Linked DNA regions of Homo sapiens: all the other regions are linked to region 1. The links are chromatin contacts, found by Hi-C or POLR2A ChIA-PET in ENCODE. All regions are on one chromosome and are shown on one strand. Each heading gives the region's core, a stretch centred on a gene start or an enhancer-like site at or near the end of the contact. The rest is flanking DNA. Distances are from core to core; before and after follow the strand shown.

Region 1 (4,279 bases), core at 1,159-3,658:
AGACCATCCTGGCCAACATGGTGAAACCCCGTCTCTACTAAAAATACAAAAATTAGCTGGGCATGGTGGCACGTGCCTGTAGTCCCAGCTGCTTGGGAGGCTGGGGCAGGAGAATTGCTTGAACCCGGGTTGAACCTGGGAGGCAGGGCTTGCAGTGAGCTGAGATCCCATCACTGTGACAGAGTGAGACTCCATCTCAAAAAAAAAAAAAAATCACTCATGTATAACTACTTCATCTCCCTCTATAACTATCATAAAGGTAAAAGTAAAAGACCTTTCTCTAGCTATTGAAAAGCACCTTATTCACAGATGCATGTGTTCACATTATTGCTCAAAAACTGTTATTCAGTGGTTGCCACAAACATAATTTGTACTAGCAATGTTAATTACATGGCATCTAAAAATCTTTCAGAAAAAATATTTAAAAAGAAAGGAGAGGAATAAAGAAAATTTTCAATCATACACATGAGATAGGGACACACAGTACAAGATATAAAAGTTCCCACCCAAATAACACACTTTTCAATGCACTTTCACATTCATTCTTTTATTTGAAATCCCTAATCCCAAGAAGTTAGGTAATATCATCATTCTGTAAATAAATCAGTGGCCTACATGATATCACTGGGTCGAGGCAGAGAAATGAGCCAAGCAGAAGAACCAAAGCTTAGGAGGACATTTTCCCCACCCACCTCACTACAACAGCGCACCACTCAGACATACCACGGTCAAAGGCAGGAATCCCAGCAGGACACAGAACTCGCCGGAAAACCCTGACTGAAGTCAAACACCTCTTTCCCTAAGTGGAGGTGGGGAAGTGAAGGTTTGTACCTCTAATCCCTAACACAGTTCCTGCAACACAGTAGGAGTGCCTGAAACATCTGCTGCAGCAATGTTATATGTGAAAGCAAATTCTCTCATTGCAGAAGGGCTCCTGGGTAATCAATCAAGTCCCCAAGTTCACAGTAACTTTATAAGCAGTTTTGTTAAGATCCTATTTGGTAGAACAGAATATCCAGTGTACTTACACCCCATTTGCCAAATGCCAACAGTTTTTACAAACATAAATAAGTAGATTCTTTTCAGAGCTGGACAACTGATACACCCCACTGCTTCACCCCCTTGTTGGGTAAGTCCTTTCTGAAGGATGTAAATATACCAGCATGCTCCTGGGTTCATCGAAATCAACAGAAGTTTCCAGTTTGCAAAGATCCAAAAGAAAGGCTATAAATAGCAGCACATTCCTAAACCCAGCTTGGGGAACTAGCTCTCAACTGGATTTTCACAGGACTCCAATTCATCCCCAACTGCCAGATCCATAAGGGGACGCTAAATCCGAGCTTACACAACCTCACCAAAGGCTACTGCCCAATTTCCACGTGGCTGCGAGTCCTAACAGAACTGTTCATGTATATTCCTTGCAAGAGGCCAACCAAGAACTAGGTTAGAAATTATTTAAACTATGGGAGGAAGTCTAAGTAGCAAGGGCCAGAAAAAAACCATCAAATAGGAGGAAACACGCCATCTCAGCCTGTCTCCAGTAGCAACGGGAAGAAATGGGGTCAAAGGGGTGCTCCTTTAGGAAATCAGTGAATTCCCTGAAGCTTACAGAGAGCTGGTGCAGGAAACCAGTCCTTGGGGAGCTAGATCCCTGGTTTCTGGGCACAACTGGCACCTGTCAGGGTTAGAAGTCCAGCCAAGTCATTTCTACCCTGCAGAATAGGACATAAACTAATCACATGGGGAAAAAATGGGTGGTGCTGAGCTGGCTGGAGGGAAGCAAGGGCGTCAGAAAGGAAGACTGGCCCAGCACCCGACCAGGCAGAGGGAGAAAGAGAGATGGTGACTGATGCCCCTGTGGAGTGTTGGGGGTTTATGATTTCCAGATCCAGGGCCTCTAGGATGCTCAACTACTTTACCACCAACTGCTAACAGCCACTAACCTTTACTGGAATTTTTACTTACATTATCATTTCTTATCTCTACAACTCTGAGATAGGTGTTAATATTAAACCCATCTTAGAAATGGAGATGATCAAGAACAAAGTATTGAAGCTGAAGTCACTCATCTGGGAAATGGCTGGGCCAACATTTGAACCAAGGTCTGTTGCACGCAGGGCCAACTCTGAAGCAAGACTACTCCCTATGAAGCATGGAAGCAAAAGCAGAAACTGGCTTTTTTCTTGGCTGCACTGTGTTCAATTTGTTTCCTAGCTGTGAAGCCCCAGGCAAGGTCAATTAGCATCTCTGTGCCTCAGTTTCCTCATCCATAAAATAATAATAGTTTCTAAGCCTTATATGAGATTACTAGGGTTTATCCAAGTTAAGACTTGATAAATGCTAGCCATTATTGCTGTGATTATTATTATCTGTGGTAATAAGAGCAAAGCAGTTGCTATCCTCACCAAGCTCACAGCTCAGCTGGGGATATAAAATCAAACATCCAGAAAAGGACAAGGAATCACATGAGCTGGGCTGGAAGGGGCAGTGTTAAATGTGGGGTGCAGAAAAGATAAGCCCTGGGGGTGAGTGAGCAGCGACCACACAGCACTGCTCAGGTGGTACCACAAGGCCAGGCAGGCACCCACATCCCCACATGCAAGCCAGTGTTTCTCTTCCTTCCAGGAACAGGAAGCAGATAATGACTAAACAGAGAACTACAAAAGTCCTAAACGAAGGGTTTTCCAATTAGTCACAGGTTAGGTCGGGCAATGTTCCTGCAAGACAGGCACGTGGGCTGGCTTCTGAGAACATAGGAACTGGAAAAGGAAGGTGAGTAAATGTTGAGCTCCAAGGATCTGTCCCGGCTGAAGTCCCCTGGTGTGAAGTCCCCGCTACTGCTGTTAGAGAAAGGGCAAAGTAAAGGAGGGAGTAGGAAAGAAAATAAAGGTCACTTCAGAAAAGGCAAACGAAGGAAAGATTGAACAGAAGTAACCAGGAAAACCCTAGACGTAGGGAAGTCAATGTTAAAGAAGAGAAATGAATGTCACTAGCATGAAACCCAAACAAGAACTCTGAAAACCAGTAGCAACCAGTGAGACACACAGAAAAAAATACTATTAATAATAGTCACATATTGATGTATAATGTGTACAGTTACTATTTCAAGCATTTTTCAGATATTAACTCATTTCATCCTTACAATAACTCTATGGGGTAGCTTCTATTATTTCCAGCCCCATTTAAAGATGTAAAACTACAGAACAGAGAGGTTAAGTAACCTATGCCAGGTCACACAGGTAGCAAGTATCAAAGGTGACTTTAATCCAGGCAGCCTGGCTCCAGAACTCCACACTCTGCTCCATTACTGCTGAAATGTGAGGGCTCACAGTTTCAACATTCAGTAAAAGTCCATGGAATGGGATTCTCCATAGCTCATCTCTATTATAGATACTACAGGGTTCACGTAGTAGAGTTAGAGAAGGTAGAAAACCTACAGATAATCATTATCCCTGTAACACAGCAATAAATCTACAATGACAGAATGGCATTTCCTAGTGAGTCAGTTATTAGGAAGAGAAGGTACATTTAAAAGTTACGTTCTTTCCAAGTCAATTTATCTTTTTTTTTAACCAAGTGCTAATTGTTAAAAAGTAATTCTGCTGCCATTTGTAAGATACAAAATTAAAATGCTACCCTGATCTACATATAACACTGATGAAACAGTTGGTTACTTCTCAGAAATCCTAAACTTCCTTTGCACTCTTAAAACAATAGAAACACTTTGTATGAAGGGATCAGATTTGTCATCACCCACTTTGTCCAAAATGATCTCAATTGTGAATGAAAAATGTTAAGTGAAAAAAAAACACATACAAAGCAGTATTTAGAGCTTAAATGGTCCCAGTTTTTATAAGAAAAAAAAAGACATCAAAATGTTATCAAAGTGGTAAGATTATAAGTCATTTTTTTTCTTTAGTGTTTTGTGTCTTAGCATTCCCCACATTTCCTTTTATTTTAATTATTCACAGTAAAATCACAAAATGTTTTTCAAAAAAGGGAGGAGGTATGCACAGAAAAAAAGGAACCCCCTCCCCCTCCCCCTCCCCCTCTCCCTCTCCCCTCTTTCCACGGTCTCCCTCTGATACCGAGCCGAAGCTGGACTGTACTGCTGCCATGTCGGCTCACTGCAACCTCCCTGCCTGATTCTCCTGCCTCAGCCTGCCGAGTGCCTGCGATTGTAGGCCCGCGCCGCCACGCCTGACTGGTTTTCGTATTTTTTGGGTGGAGACGGGGTTTCGCTGTGTTGGCCAGGCTGGTCTCCAGCTCCTAACCGCGA
Region 2 (4,279 bases), core at 782-3,281, 370 kb after region 1:
CAGTTTTAGGTTTACAGGAAAATTGGGTGAAAAGTACAGAGTTCCCGTATTAGCTTTCACTGTCCCCCACCCCACAGTTTCTCCGATTTTTAACATATCTTGCATTACTGAGGGTTTCTTCATTATAATTGATGAGCCAATATTTGTACATTGATATTAACTAAAGTTCATGGTTTACATTTGGGTTCACTGTTGGTGTTCTGTATTCTGTGGGTTGTGACAGATGCTTAATGTCATGTGCCCATCATTACGGTATCATACAGAATAGTTTCACTGCCCTAAAAATCCCCGTGTTCTGCCTGTTCTCCCACCTCCTCCCTAATCCTTGATCTTTTTGCTCTCTCCATAGTTTTGCCTTTTCCAGCATGTCATGTAGTTGGAATCACACAGTAGCCTTTTCAGACTGGCTTCTTTTGCTTAGCAATATGCACTTAAGGTTCTTCCATGTCTCTTTATGGCTTGATAGCTTATTTCTCATTGCTGAATAATACTCAGTTTTATAGATGCACTACAGTTTCTTTACCCATTTGCCGATCGATGCACATCTTAGTTGCTTCCAAGTTTTGATAATTGTGAATAAAGATGCTGTTTTCAGCTCATTTGGGTAAACACCAAGGAGTGCAATTGCTGGGTTATGTGGTAAGAATGTGTTTAGTTTTACAAGAAACTGCTGGCCTGTTTTCCAAAGTGGCTGTACTGTTTTGCATCCCCGCCAACCATAAATGGGAGTTCTTGTTGTTTTGTGGACATTTGGGCTCAGTGTACCCATAACCCTTTGATCTAGCAGTGTTAAGTTGGGATTGTGGCATTACTGCCACTTTCCTTTTTGAGAATCTAATGCCCACTTTCTCCAGAGAAATCCACTTTTTGCATATAACTTGTAAAATTTTGTAATATTGGGGTTCACAGCCTGGAGTCCAGGTTGAGAGTGTCTGCTGTAGCCTCCAAAATATTTAATATTTCAGTCCGAAATTTGAAAGAACAGGAAGGCCTCAATGAAAACAAACCCTTCTAATCATTAACTATCCTTTCCTTAAGTAACAAGAACAACTTACCTTTAATCTTTTTCGTTAAGAAAGGACTGGGTTTCTTTAAGAAAGGACTGTCAGAAAGTCTGGGTTAGTGTTACCTTTGCTTTGAATGCTTATTATGTGCAGGGTAAAGTTGCTTCCTTAGTTAGCTGGGGAAGAAGTGACCAAGAGTGGTGTTGACCCAGATTCAGATCCTTGTGTAGTTGATCCATTTATGTCACTGAATTTGTTTTAAAGAACAGTCTGGAAATTTGGAGTAGGGAGAGGGGAGGAACAGGCAATGGATACTTGTCAACATAAAAAAAGATGTATTTTCAAAATTTATAGACTAAAAACTTTGTGTATCCCAAAACAATTCATTTTACTTTCTTCATATATGATAAAATCATACATTAAATTAGGTGGACTTTAAAAAAATTCACTCTGGCATTTCAAATCCAAAGCATTTGGGAGCAGGAGGAGACCATAGAGTTTCCTCTGTGCACCATCCTCACTTCAGCAGACAGGGAAGCTAGAATTAAGGGGCTTGGCTTCACACTTCTCGGCAGCAGCCGGAACCTACATGTCCTGACTTCTGGTCCAGTGTGCTGTGCCACGACCCTGTCTAAAAGTTAAAAGGCATAGAGAGAATTTTTTTTTTAAAGAAAGAAGAAAGAAATGTACATGCCATGAAGTTTTGTATGGAAGGGGGTGCCCCATGGGGATTCCACAGAGTGCTTCACGGTGAACACATTCGACATAGGAAATTATGACACTGAATCCCGTTGCTGTTTTCCTTGCCCGTTCCCTAAGAGTTTGTCAATGTTTGGTCATCATGGCCCCTGACCTTTGGGTATTTATATGGATTTTGTGTTTTTCCTCTTGTTTTAAAAACTATTTATTTGTTAAACATTTTGACTGTGTCTCTATCTGATATTAAAGATTCATTTTTAGATGGGAGGACATCAGAGATGAAAAGCTAAATCTGGCCCACTGGCTCCACTGTTCCTTTTTAAAAATTCTCTCTACTTTTAGGATCATTGGTGCCCCCTGGTGAGATGATTGAGTAAAAGCACTAGTTTAGTGGATGGAAGCTGTTAGCATTTAAAAAGACGGCTTAGCAATATTGTTGACGATTAAAAATAAATCCTGTTTCTGATTTTTGTTTTAAAGAAATTGAGACCGAGAAATGAGCAGCGAGAGAATGAATTGATTATTTCTTTTCTGAGATGTTTATATGAAGAGAAACAGAAAGAACACATCCATATTGGGGAGATGAAGCAGGTATGGCATTTTTGTCTCTTGTAATTGTTGCCAAGTCTCTGCCAAGTCTCTGTATAAACAACGTTTTGAGGATTTTCTGAAACTCTGATACCTTTTTTTCTCCCTATGTTTTATTTTCCTTTGTTGCACATAGAGGGGAAATTTGGGAGTGTTAGACTATGTATGCTTGAGAAGATAAGAAAAGTTTCTGCCTGCACCATAGTGGAGGCAGAACAGTTGCTCTAATAAGAGGACTGGCTTAGAGCAGCAAGAATTGAGTGTAAGAGTGGATGCCACCAAGATGAGCTGCTTGGCTTGCAGGGAGCTGGTTTGTCACCTCGCCTTTCTTCTTTGTAAACCTGGAAGGACATTGCATGGCTGCCTTTGGAATTACAAAAAGTACCTGAACGTCCTTTGTGATATAAATGCTAGGTCACAAATCAGATACAATGTTGGCAAGCCTGACTTATGTGCTATTCAGGTTAGAACTTGGATTAATTCCATTTTGCATGGTGGAAATACAGAGTCTCCCTCCCCTCCTCCACTGTCTACAGCCTTATTTAGCTTTTCTCTTTGTGGGGTCTCAAGGCAGAAGCTGGGGCTCTCTGCAGATCTCTCCCTTGGAAGATCTTCAGGTTTGGGAGTCCCTATGTTACATGGTACCACAGACCATTTCCTTTGTCTTTTGGACTCCATGTGAGTCCATTCATAATGAACCATTAATAGCTTCAAAACATACACATTTTATATTTGCTAAAGTTACCTGTTGGCCAGAAATCTAGAGAAAAATCAGTGAAGGATGTACAAGTTTCTCAGTTTCCCAAAAGTATGTTCCCTTTTTCTTTTTGAACACTCCCCACGTACGTGTTCCAAAGACACTTGTGTGCTCAGTGGTGTGCCCTGTCCTACGGCAGCCTTTGCGTCTGGACCCTAAACCAAGTGTGCAGTTTTCATGGGGTGTACACTTAGCAAATCTCCACATAAGGTTTCTACCTTCTAGGTGGCTTTGGCAGTCACGTGCCTTCCCTGAACACTTGGGCTGGTGTACAGTGTCAGCCACGGTTTCTAATCTCATTGGCCAGCCATGAGGTCCTTTAGCAGTGACTCTAACATGAGTATATGACCTGTGTTTTTTGGGGTTTTGACTTGTGGTCTTGGTTTGTAGCCATTCCTCCCTTCCCAACCTGTACCCTTAAGATAGCATTCAAGTTCTGTGTCTCTCCTGTTCATTTTTGGATGGACCAGTTGGTCTAAGTTTTCAGTTAATTCTGGAGTTCATTTTTCAGCCTATTTCTTTTCTCTTTTCCACTCCCTTTTTCCCCTCTTGTGCCACTGATAGCTTTTTCCCTGTTCTGATTTTCTTTTATCTGAGTCAGTCTGACTTGTTCCAACAGGAAATTGATAATTTTGAAGTAATTTATAACTGCTAGAAAGGGGAATGAAGCATTTACGGTGGATGGAAAGTCTTCTTTTACTAAACATTTTGAGCATTTATGGTGAATGGAAAGTTTTGACCTAACTGCAGACTCATTTTTATGGACCAGCATAATATTTTTATGATTTGGGCATAGATCATCCAATGGAGAAATGTGTTTAATGTTTTTTTTTTACCCAAAAAAACATAAGAGTTCAATGTAGAAGTGACTGAGCCTTACAAGCAGAACTGGCATCTGTGTAACACTTTTACTAGGGGTTTCTAAACATCATGAACCAGACGGCTCATGTCTTCGTCTATAAAGAAGCTGCCCTAATCCCCTGATGAGGTTGGTGTACTCCAGGCTGGACACTCTCATGGGCTCTGAGGAGTGGGTTTTTCAGAGCAGCAGCTGCTTTATAGACCCATTAGGCACAGCCTTGAGATTCACTGATAGATCCTTTTCATGTTTTCTGCTATCAGTTTAGCCACGTGGATTTCATTACCTTCTTGTTGCACCTAAAAATTTCTAAAGCTTTTGAAAATGTGGGAAGATGTGACATAGACCGTGGTAGGATCATGGCTTTGACAA
Region 3 (4,279 bases), core at 639-3,138, 300 kb after region 1:
CAACTCATAAAAAGGGAGAGGAAAATATCAAGACACATCCTGCAGGCCCACCATGCTGGAGTGAATTTTGGCTCACACACAATCCCTTCTCTGATCTTAACTGTGTGTCCTGTCCTATTTTGTGTGTCTATAAACCCAGCTCTGAGCTTGAGGCCTCCAGCCCATCATTTGTTTTACTTCTACATTTAAGACATATCATTCACACTATAATTCCAATATCAATCATTGTTGCTACTACTAATACTATTACTACCACCACTACATCTACAGCCAAAATTTGCTGTGCATCTACTATAGGCCAGTGCTTTATCTGTGTTTTTGTTTGTTTGTTTGAGACAGAGTTCCGCTCTTGTCGCCCAGTCTGGAGTGCAATGGCACAATCTCGGCTCATGGCAACCTCCACCTCCTGGGTTCAAGTGATTTTCCTGCCTCAGCCTCTGGAGTAGCTGAGATTACAGGCATCCACTACCACCATGCCTGGCTAATTTTTGTATTTTTGGTGGAGATGGGGTTTCACCACGTTGGCCAGGCTGGCCTTGAACTCTTGACCTCGGGTGATCCACTGCCTCAGCCTCCCAAAAAGTGCTGGGATTACAGGCATGAGTCACCACACCCAGCCAAAACTATCCCTTTTAAGTGTGGGATCCATTATTACAAAGGCCCAGTGACTTAACTTACCTAAAGTCATTCAATCATCATCACACAGCGGGATTTACCAAAATTAAGATGTAATTTACATTCTGTAACATTTTGGTATTTAGTAAATCCACAAATTTTGGTATTTAGTATATTAATGTAACCATCATCACCATCTAATTCCAAAACATTGTCATCACTGCAAAAAGAAACCCTGCACCCATTAGCAGTCTCTCCCTATTTTCTCCTCTCTCCAGCCCCCGGTAACTACTAGTCTATTTTCTGTCTCTATGGATTTGCCTGTTCTGGATATTTCATATAAATAGAATCATACAGTATGCAGTCTTTTGTAACTGGCTTATTTCAATTGGCATAGTGCTTTCAAGGTCCATCAGTGCTGTGGCATGTATCAGTACTTCATTACTTTTTATAGCCAAATAATATTCCATTGTGTGGATATACCATATCTTGTTGATCCATTCATCAGTTGAAGGGCAGCTGGGTTGTTTCCACTCTTGGGAGTTGTGCTGCTGTGCACATTCATGGACACATTTTTACATGGGCATATATGTTTTCAATTTATGCAGAGGGATTTTTAGTATTAGATTTTCAGGATTTGGTATTATCCTTGGCAAATATGGGTTTCTTTGGAAACAAATTTTTCTGTTTGTAAGAGATGATTGCATATCATCAAACTTACACTAACATTCCCTCTCCACTATGAAGCTCTGATTTCTGTCCTATCTCCTCCTATGCAAGGCCTGATTTCCAGAGAACGTTAATCTTCTAAGCCTTTCTCCATGCGGATCCTTCTTCCTGGAAAGCCCATTCCCTCTCCACCTTCTGTAAATGGCCTGAAACCAGCCAGGAAGCTGGGTTTTCCTTTGCAGCCTGAAGTTATTTTCCTTCCTCTGGGAACTCATCGAAGCTTCACCTGGACTTTGAGGGAAAATAACTTCAGGCTTTTGTCACTCTTTTCCCTGCCTGAGCTTCCCTGCTACCCTCTATGCCCCTTGAGGGCAGGATTCTGGTCTGACTCCATTTTGCTATTTCCTGCAAGGACTTCTGTGGCTTTCCAAAATAGGTGCTAATGAATATTCATATTTGTGAACTGAATTCCTGATCCATTGCCAAGTGGTTCTGATTCACTTGAAACCCAGTTGAACTTCCTTGTAGAGTTTGTATTACAATGGCTCTATTTTTAACCAGGTCTTAGGGTGGGGAGGAGCAAGCTGGCAGAGTGAGGTCATTCTTTTGCATGTGTCCCTGCCTCACTGGCCCCCCCCACTAGAGGGCAGCCTGCCTGGCATCACCTCCTAAACTTACAGGAGGTTTTGCCGCCCTTGCTTCTTGTTCCTCCTCAAAAGAAGAAATTGGCAGAAGAGCTGGGGCAGGAGTGTCAGGGTTTGTTTTGGTGGGGATATGGTCAGGCTTAGTAGGGAAGCAACTCTTCCAGTTCCCAGACCGGCCCCCCTGCCTTTCAAGTCCTCCGTTAATGTCTCAGGAGTGCTGAGATGGTGAGACATTAAAGCATCCTTTTAAAGTTACTTAGACAACAATTTGAGATTTCTGTAGGGATACTGTATTAGTCTATTCTTATGCTGTTAATAAAGACATACCTAAGACTGGGTAATTATAAAGGAAAGCGGTTTATTGACTCACAATTCCACGTGGCTGGGGAGGCCTCAAAATCATGGTAGAAGGCAAGAAGGAGCAAGTCACATCTTACACGGCAACAGACAGGAGAAGAATTGAGAGCCGAACAAAAAGGGTTTTGCCTTATAAAACCATCAGATCTCATGAGACTCATTCACTACCATGAGAACAGGATGAGGGAAATCACCCCCATGATTCAGTTATCTCCCACTGTGTCCCTCCCACAACTCATGGGAATTATGGGAGCTACAATTCAAGATGAGATTTGGGTGGGGACACAGCCAAACCATATCAGATACTATCGTGTTTAGATCTCTGCAGTCCTATTTGGATAGCCTATTGCTTTCCACAGAGCAACTATATATATATATTTTAAAGTAAAGGATCTAAAACTGTAAGAGTGGTTCTTGATCCTGGCTGATAATCAGAATCACTTGCTAGAATATATTTCTAAGCTTTAAGTAAACCCAGAGTCAACATTATGGGTCAACACCAATAATGACCTCTGTGGCTGAATTCAGTGGGCTGACACATTTGACTTGGCTAGGTGGAGTGTTTTAATAATTGAGAATGCATTCTCTAAGATGCTGTAGTTACTTCATTCTTTATCCTCTCACACCTTGCCCTCTTCACACATTTATATGACCTGCTTGCTCTTTGAGGTCTCTGAGAATTTGACCTTTGCTCCAAAACAGCCCAATCATCTGAGACCCTCTACTCTCTCTCTCACTTGGCCACCTTCCCATTACAGGTGACTCTGATAGACAATCAGGGCTGGAAACTATCAGTGTCTTTGAGCAATGACTATTCTGTCTGCAGAGGTTCTCAATTCTGACTGCATGAGAGAAACACCTTGGAGATGTTAAAAATTACTGATGCCTGGCTGGGTGCGGTGGTTCATGCCTGTCATCTCGCACTTTGGGAGGCTGAGGCGGGTGGATCACCTGAGGTAGGGAGTTTGAGAGTAGCCTGACCAACATGGAGAAGCCCTGTCTCTACTAAAAATACAAAATTAGCCAGGTGTGACAGTGCATGCCTATAATCTCAACTACTCAGGAGGCTGAGGCATGAGAATCACTTGAACCCAGGAGGCGGAGGTTGTGGTTAGCTGAGATCGTGCCATTGCACTCCAGCCTGGGCAACAAAAGGGAAACGCCGTTTCAAAAAAAAAAAAAAAAAAAGATTACTGATGCCCAGTATACGTACAATCCTTTCAGGGTAGCATATGCAGTTCCTTGTGGGAAGGATATATTTTTCAGATGGGTGGGAGAGTAGTATTTTACAGAAAATAGTGTATTTGAATAGGCCAGGCGCAGTGGCTCATGCCTGTAATCCCAGCACTTTGGGAAGCCGAGGCGGGCGGGTCACCTGAGGTCAGGAGTTCGAGACCAGCCTCAACATGGAGAAACCCCGTCTCTACTAAAAATACAAAATTAGCCGTGCGTGGTGGTGCATGCCTGTAATCCCAGCTACTCAGGAGGCTGAGGCAGAAGAATTGTTTGAACCTGGGAGGCGGAGGTTGCAGTGAGCTGAGATCGCACCACTGCACTCCAGCCTGGGCAACAAGAGCGAAACTCCATCTCCAAAAAAAAAAAAAAAAAAGAAAATAGTGTATTTGAGTATAGGATTAGATTTTCTGATGTTAAGTTTCCTTTTGATGGAATTCCAGATTATAACAGAAAATGTCTTTGTGCAGTGTGACTGGCAAGCTACATGCTGGTAGTGAATTAAAATAAGAGCTGTCACGTATATTTCTTAAAATATTTGGTGTTAGAGCACCACACATTGCTATCAAATCTACCCAATTCAAAGGCTCCTCCTACTTTCCCATGAGATTAGTGATTCTGCCTACTCCTGGATTAGGAAGGAAGACTTGGATCAGAGAAAGACCCCTGTGTGCCTAAAAGATAACACAAACCTTAGACAAATTCTAACCCAGACTGCAGGAGCCTCTACCCTGGATGTGTATATACTGAGAATTGGATCC

Evidence for each region. A loop is a pair of places that touch in the nucleus more often than their neighbours do. ChIA-PET counts read pairs that join two places held with the same protein, here RNA polymerase II (POLR2A). Pooled maps may share reads with other maps.
Region 2: a map of Right ventricle myocardium inferior shows a loop between it and region 1 (2.8-fold over the local background). The contact joins two enhancer-like sites. A Hi-C loop is called at or near these places in 1 of 168 maps with a recorded cell type or tissue (Right ventricle myocardium inferior). POLR2A ChIA-PET finds 5 or more read pairs at or near these places in 1 of 52 experiments (T-cell).
Region 3: a loop to region 1 is called in a pooled map of heart left ventricle, with 1.8 times the contacts of the local background. The contact joins two enhancer-like sites. A Hi-C loop is called at or near these places in 2 of 168 maps with a recorded cell type or tissue (OCI-LY7 and endothelial cell of umbilical vein), 4 of 37 single-sample maps with no recorded cell type and 6 of 50 pooled maps.

Annotation. Positions count from the first base shown.
Region 1 is chr4:37,664,175-37,668,453 of GRCh38, forward strand. All of the region lies in intron 1 of RELL1 (RELT like 1), which reads right to left. Among named protein-coding and RNA genes, the nearest start is that of RELL1, 20 kb to the right of the region's middle. RefSeq lists enhancers at 1,895-3,094, 2,377-2,934. Within about 2 kb of position 2,409, at least 21 of the 41 ENCODE cell types and tissues checked have a DNase peak (open chromatin) inside an H3K27ac peak, as active enhancers do.
Region 2 is chr4:38,033,405-38,037,683 of GRCh38, forward strand. TBC1D1 (TBC1 domain family member 1) reads left to right here. Exons shown (of 22, transcript NM_001396959.1): 8 at 2,184-2,294. Among named protein-coding and RNA genes, the nearest start is that of PTTG2, 75 kb to the left of the region's middle. Within about 2 kb of position 2,032, at least 2 of the 41 ENCODE cell types and tissues checked have a DNase peak (open chromatin) inside an H3K27ac peak, as active enhancers do.
Region 3 is chr4:37,969,028-37,973,306 of GRCh38, forward strand. All of the region lies in intron 2 of TBC1D1 (TBC1 domain family member 1), which reads left to right. Among named protein-coding and RNA genes, the nearest start is that of PTTG2, 11 kb to the left of the region's middle. Within about 2 kb of position 1,889, at least 8 of the 41 ENCODE cell types and tissues checked have a DNase peak (open chromatin) inside an H3K27ac peak, as active enhancers do.